Regions from separate parts of the Mus musculus genome. Here region 1 is linked to region 2. Evidence: chromatin loops called from intact Hi-C (ENCODE). Cell type or tissue: left cerebral cortex. All regions are shown on one strand. Links, peaks and the distances in the headings refer to the core of each region. The heading gives the core; the rest is flanking DNA. Region 1 has its middle 3.2 kb from the start of Cabp5. Region 2 holds the start of Bsph1 (binder of sperm protein homolog 1).

The links. Peaks named below come from ENCODE experiments on the same cell type or tissue, not always from the same donor. Only the 100,000 strongest peaks of a DNase experiment are listed, where the experiment ranks them.
Region 1: it touches region 2 in a loop (2.8-fold over the local background); 2 of 42 quality-filtered maps call a loop at or near these places.

The regions. Positions count from the first base shown.
Region 1 is chr7:13,393,533-13,396,454 of GRCm38, reverse strand. It overlaps a transcript of Cabp5 not described here. Among named protein-coding and RNA genes, the nearest start is that of Cabp5, 3.2 kb to the left of the region's middle. In left cerebral cortex, for the core only: no CTCF peak of the experiment used is centred there; no DNase peak of the experiment used is centred there.
Region 2 is chr7:13,449,666-13,452,587 of GRCm38, reverse strand. Bsph1 (binder of sperm protein homolog 1) reads right to left here and starts at 1,747. Exons shown (of 5, transcript NM_001033418.4): 1 at 1,602-1,747. The coding sequence starts at 1,674. In left cerebral cortex, for the core only: no CTCF peak of the experiment used is centred there; a DNase peak (open chromatin) is centred at 1,683.

The sequences.
Region 1 (2,922 bases), core at 182-2,681, 56 kb after region 2:
TTTTCATGGGAACCACTCTTAGTTCTCTCAAAAGGTTTTACCTTACAAAATAATGACCCTGACCATTCCCCAGGGTCTGGTTTACTGTCTCACTGTCTTAGTTGGGGTTTCCATTATTGTGAAGAGACACCAAGACCAAGGTAACTCTTAAAAAGAACATTTAATTGAGGCTAGCTTATAGTTTCGGAGGATCAATCCATTATCAGCATGGCAGGAGGCATGACAGCATCCAGGCAGACATGATTCTGGAGGATCTGAGAGTTCTACATCTTCATAGAAAGGAATCCAGGAGCAGACTGTCCTCAGGTACCTAGGATGAAGGTCTCAAAGCTCACCCCACAATAACATGCTTCCTCCAACAAGGTCAAATCGCCTCTAATGGGACCATAATTCCTACTAGTGCCACTCACTAAGCCAAGCATATTCAAACCACCACACCCACTGTTTCTCTCTCTCTCTCTCTCTCTCTCTCTCTCTCTCTCTCTCTCTCTCTCTCTCTCCCTCTCTCTCTCTCCCCTCTACCTAGTATGTCTCCCTCCATTATCTTTCTACAAGATGATGCAACCAAGGAGGCTTTCACCAATATCTAGCTAATAATACCATGCTTTCAAACATATAAATTTTTGAGCTATATAAGCATATTTTCTCTATTCAGTTCCTAGCTTCAAACATGTTGTAACAGTAATAGAAAACTGGATAGTAGTACATGGGTCCTGGAAATGAGAGATGTAGATGATGGGAAGGCACCATCCAGGGTATGGCTTGAGGGTGTTGACTAAGATGGAGTCTACCAATGGAAATTTTGCATAAAATATTATAACTCACCACAGTCTGAAGAATGTCTACTCATGATGTTGAGTATTAGTTCAAAACTAGGGTGAAAAGGGTGTCTCCACAGGGGTGGAAAGACAATGCAGAAGACAGAATAGTTATATTGAGAATTTAGAGCTATTATAAAGGAGTGTGAGTTCACAAAAAAGAACAGGTATGAGATTATCCTTCCAAGGGGCTTTATTAGGAAAGTAATGGGCTCATAGCTATAGGCATGCAAGAGAGAGCTCTTAGTAGGAGAGATAGCATTACGACCATAGGCATCCATGTTGGAGTCCTGAATAGGAGAACAATTAGAAGATATATACTATCATTACCATAAGCAGCCATGAAGGCCCTGCGGGGTAGATATGAAAATCTCTAGGTCCCTCTGTTCCCTTCATATCCAAAAAAGAAAAGATTCTACAGTAAGTTTTGTTGAAGAGGTAGACAATCTCTATACTATGTGACCTATCAATTCTGGTTTGCTGTGATAAAACATCGTGGTCAAAAGCAACTTAGGGAGACAAGTGTTTATTTGGCATATATATTCAGGTACCTGTCTATCTCTTATGGAATCAGGCAGTCAAGCAGAAACTGTGAAATAAAGCTACTTGTGAGCTTGCTTCTTATGGCTAAAGCTCAGCTAATTTTCTTATATAGGCCAGAACCACCTACTAGGGTTGGCACCACTCACAGTGGGCTGGACCCTTCCACATCAATCATTAATCAAGACAGTTACTCTTAGACATAGCCACAAGGCAATTTGATGAAGACAGTTCTTCCATTAGGGTTCCCCCTTCCTAGGTAATTCTAGATTATCTCAGGTTGACAATAAAAGCTAACCATCACAGTAACCTAACCTAGCCTACAGACATAATCCAGAAGGCACTGATAAAAACTAGCTACAACTCTAGGTTGTCTTGAGCTTTTTCACAACTGTAAAGATAAGAAGCTATAAGCTTAGAGGTTTTTTAAAATCATCTGTGTCCCAAAATTAAAAGGTGGGGCCTGATTTCTAGGAGAGAAAGAATGCAACTAGAAGGACTGTGGCCTAACAGGAGCCAGGTCTCTTGCTGTTGAAAAAGGGCAATGCTAATAGGGAGTAAAAGCAGAAAGAAACTCAGGGCTATAGTCAGAAATACTGGTATGGGGCTGCAGAGATGGCTCAGTGATTAAAAACACTGACTGCTCTTCTGGAGGTCCTGAGTTCAAATCCCAGCAACCACATGGTGGTTTACAACCATTTGTAATGATATCAGATTTTCCTTTCTGGTGTGTCTGAAGACAACTAAAGTGTACTTACATATAATAAATAAATAAATAAATAAATAAATAAATAAATAAATAAATCCATAAAAAAAGAAATATTGGTATGTCTCCATGGGTTTCAACATGAACACACAACTTCACTGTGTGCCTTAGTTACTTTTCTGTTGCTGTGATAAAATGACATGACCATAGTTACTTAGAGAAGAAAGGTTTTCTTGAAGCTTACAGTTGAGACTCCATAATGGCAGAGACAGCCTGGTGGCTGGAATGAGAAGCTAACAGTTCACATCTTGATCCATAAATACAAAACAGAGAAAGCAAACCAGAAGTGGAGGAGGCAATTTAATTTCAAAGTAATGCCTCCAGCGGCCTGTAAGTTCTAACCCCTGACACTATTAATGATGCTCTGTTATGCTAGCAGACAGGAGCCTAGCATAACTGTCCTCTGAAAGGCTCCACCCAGCGGCTGACCAAAACATGTGTAGAGACTCACGCTCAAAAAGTCTTGTAGAAGAATTGGGGGAAGGATTGAGGAATCCAGAAGGAATAAGGATTCTACAAGAATACCAACAATTAACCTGGACTCTTAGGGTCTCCCAGAGAATGACTCACCAACCAAAGAACATACATGGGCTATACCAAGGTCCCCACACATATGTAGCAGATGTGTAGCTTGGTCTCAATGGAGGTCCCCCAACAACTGGAGTGGGGACTGTTCCTGACTCTGTTGCCTGCCTGTGGATCCTATTCCTCTAACTGGACTGCCTTTTCTGGCTCCAGTGAGAAAGTATGTGCCCAGTCCTATAGAGATTTAATGTGCCAAGGTGTGTTTGTACCCAG
Region 2 (2,922 bases), core at 256-2,755:
AGTTCCAGGGAATATCTTCCACCATCCTTGGTCACCAGACATGTACATGGTATTTATATATGCATGAAGGTAAAACACTCATACATAAAAATATGTCTTTGGAGGAAAAGGCACTGATGGTAGTGTTTGTAACTCTAGGAAGCAAATGTTCATAAACTGTCTAAAGGAGGATCATAAATAAACAACAGTTATATGACCAAAAGTAAAATATCACTGTATCATTCTAAGTACAGGATAACATACCCAGGATCCATGGAATCTCACTTTATATAGCAGAGATGATGATGATAATATATGGAGGAATAAGATGTCAATAACCTAAAAGGCCAGATGCTAAAAGTAGAAAGGTCTTAGGAACATCTTTTTTTTTCCAATTAGATATTTTCTGTATTTACATTTCAAATGTTATCCCTTTTCCTGGTTTCCCCTCCAAAAGCCCCCTATATCCTCCCTCCCCCTGCTCACCAACCCACCCCTACTGCTTCCTGGTCCTGGCATTCCCCTACACTGGGACATCAAGCTTTCAAAGGACCAAGGGCTTCTCCTAGCATTGATGACCAACAAGGCCTTCCTCTGCTACATATGCAGCAGGAGCCATGGGTCTCTCCATGTGTACTCTTTGGTTGGTGGTTTAGTCTCTGGGAGCTCTGAGTGGGTACTGGTTGGATCATATTGTTGTTCCTCTTATGGGGCTGCAAACATCTTAAGTAGCTTCTTGAATTATGTACGAGGTAAAAGAGAGAAATGGGCCAGCAAGATGGCTCAGAGGATAAAAGTGCTTGCTGACAAAGCCTGATGACCTGAGTTTGGTCCCCTGGAATCTATATGGTGGAGGAGAGAACAGACTCCTGCAAGTTTTTCTTTGATCTCTACATGCACACTATGATATCCAAGTGTATATTCACATACACAAATAAATACTATTTAAATTTTTCAACTAAAAATACATAGCTATGGCAAAAGTGTTGCCTTTCAATAATCATAAAATAGGAATTGCAGTTAATAGAAAAGTGGTTATACAAAGAGAATCTTCTCCTCCTTTTTTTTTCTCTTTCACTTTTAAATACTCTGGCTTTTAATTATTCTTAGATGCAAAGACATGCTGAGGAGTACTTGAATGAGTATATACTCTCAACCACTCCATAAAAAGTAATTTGCACAGCTCTGCCTAATGCTCACAACACTAAGACAGAAACCAGAATGGAATCCTTGCTTAAATAGCCATTTCAGAGTCACTCAAGACAACACGACTTTGATAAGGAAATAAAATGGGCTTTCCAAAACTGTCTCCTTTTCTCCTTATGTAAGCATTTCAAACATCAAAATAAATAGAGAACTTATTCTGTGGTATGATTTCTAGCTGGAGAATATCCCAATTTGAGTTTTTATTCTTTCTCCCCTTTCAGTTTTATCTTGCTAGCTTTGAACCTTTTGGAGGATCCTATTTTCAAGAGAAAACATGCCTTTTCATTTAATAGAACACACGAAGTCAGGGTGGCCTCTCCCCTACAGGAAATCTCAGAGTTTGTTACATATGGCAATGATGTACTAGGCTGCTTCATCAAAAACCCACCCCCAGCCATACTCACTTCATCCCTTACCTTCTACTTGAAAACTGAAAAGGCTGTGAAACAGGCAGATTGAAACCAATAGAAAATCCAAAGGCTGGGCCATGTTCCTGCTGTCAGGTTGGCAAATGTAGCTCACTCTGAAAATCTTGCAGGCCTGGCATCCAGTCACAGCCTCTGTCTCATTCTTGTCATGTCATCTCTCCTCTCCTCCCTCCTCCCTCCTCCCTCCTCTTCCCACTCTTTTTTCTCTGCAGAGCTAGATCAAGTCTGTTACTTTTTCTTTTTTTTTTTCCATTTTTTATTAGGTATTTAGCTCATTTACATTTCCAATGCTATACCAAAAGTCCCCCATACCCACCCACCCCCACTCCCCTACCCACCCACTCCCCCTTTTTGGCCCTGGTGTTCCCCTGTACTGGGGCATATAAAGTTTGCAAGTCCAATGGGCCTCTCTTTCCAGTGATGGCCGACTAGGCCATCTTTTGATATATATGCAGCTAGAGTCAAGACCTCCGGGCTACTGGTTAGTTCATAATGTTGTTCCACCTCTAGGGTTGCAGATCCCTTTAGCTCTTTGGCTATTTTCTCTAGCTCCTCCATTGGGAGCCCTGTGATCCATCCATTAGCTGACTGTGAGCATCCACTTCTGTGTTTGCTAGGCCCCGGCATAGTCTCACAAGAGACAGCTACATCTGGGTCCTTTCAATAAAATCTTGCTAGTGTATGCAATGGTGTCAGCGTTTGGATGCTGATTATGGGGTGGATCCCTGGATATGGCAGTCTCTACATGGTCCATCCTTTCATCTCAGCTCCAAACTTTGTCTCTGTAACTCCTTCCATGGGTGTTTTGTTCCCAATTCTAAGGATGGGCATAGTGTCCACACTTCAGTCTTCATTCTTCTTGAGTTTCATGTGTTTAGCAAATTGTATCTTATATCTTGGGTATCCTAGGTTTGGGGCTAATATCCACTTATCAGTGAGTACATATTGTGTGAGTTTCTTTGTGAATGTGTTACCTCACTCAGGATGATGCCCTCCAGGTCCATTAATTTGGCTAGGAATTTCATAAATTCATTCTTTTTAATAGCTGAGTAGTACTCCATTGTGTAGATGTACCACATTTTCTGTATCCATTCCTCTGTTGAGGGGCATCTGGGTTCTTTCCAGCTTCTGGCTATTATAAATAAGGCTGCTATGAACATAGTGGAGCATGTGTCCTTCTTACCCGTTGGGGCATCTTCAGGAGAGGTATTGCTGGATCCTCCGGTAGTACTGTGTCCAATTTTCTGAGGAACCGCCAGACTGATTTCCAGAGTTGTTGTACAAGCCTGCAATCCCACCAACAATGGAG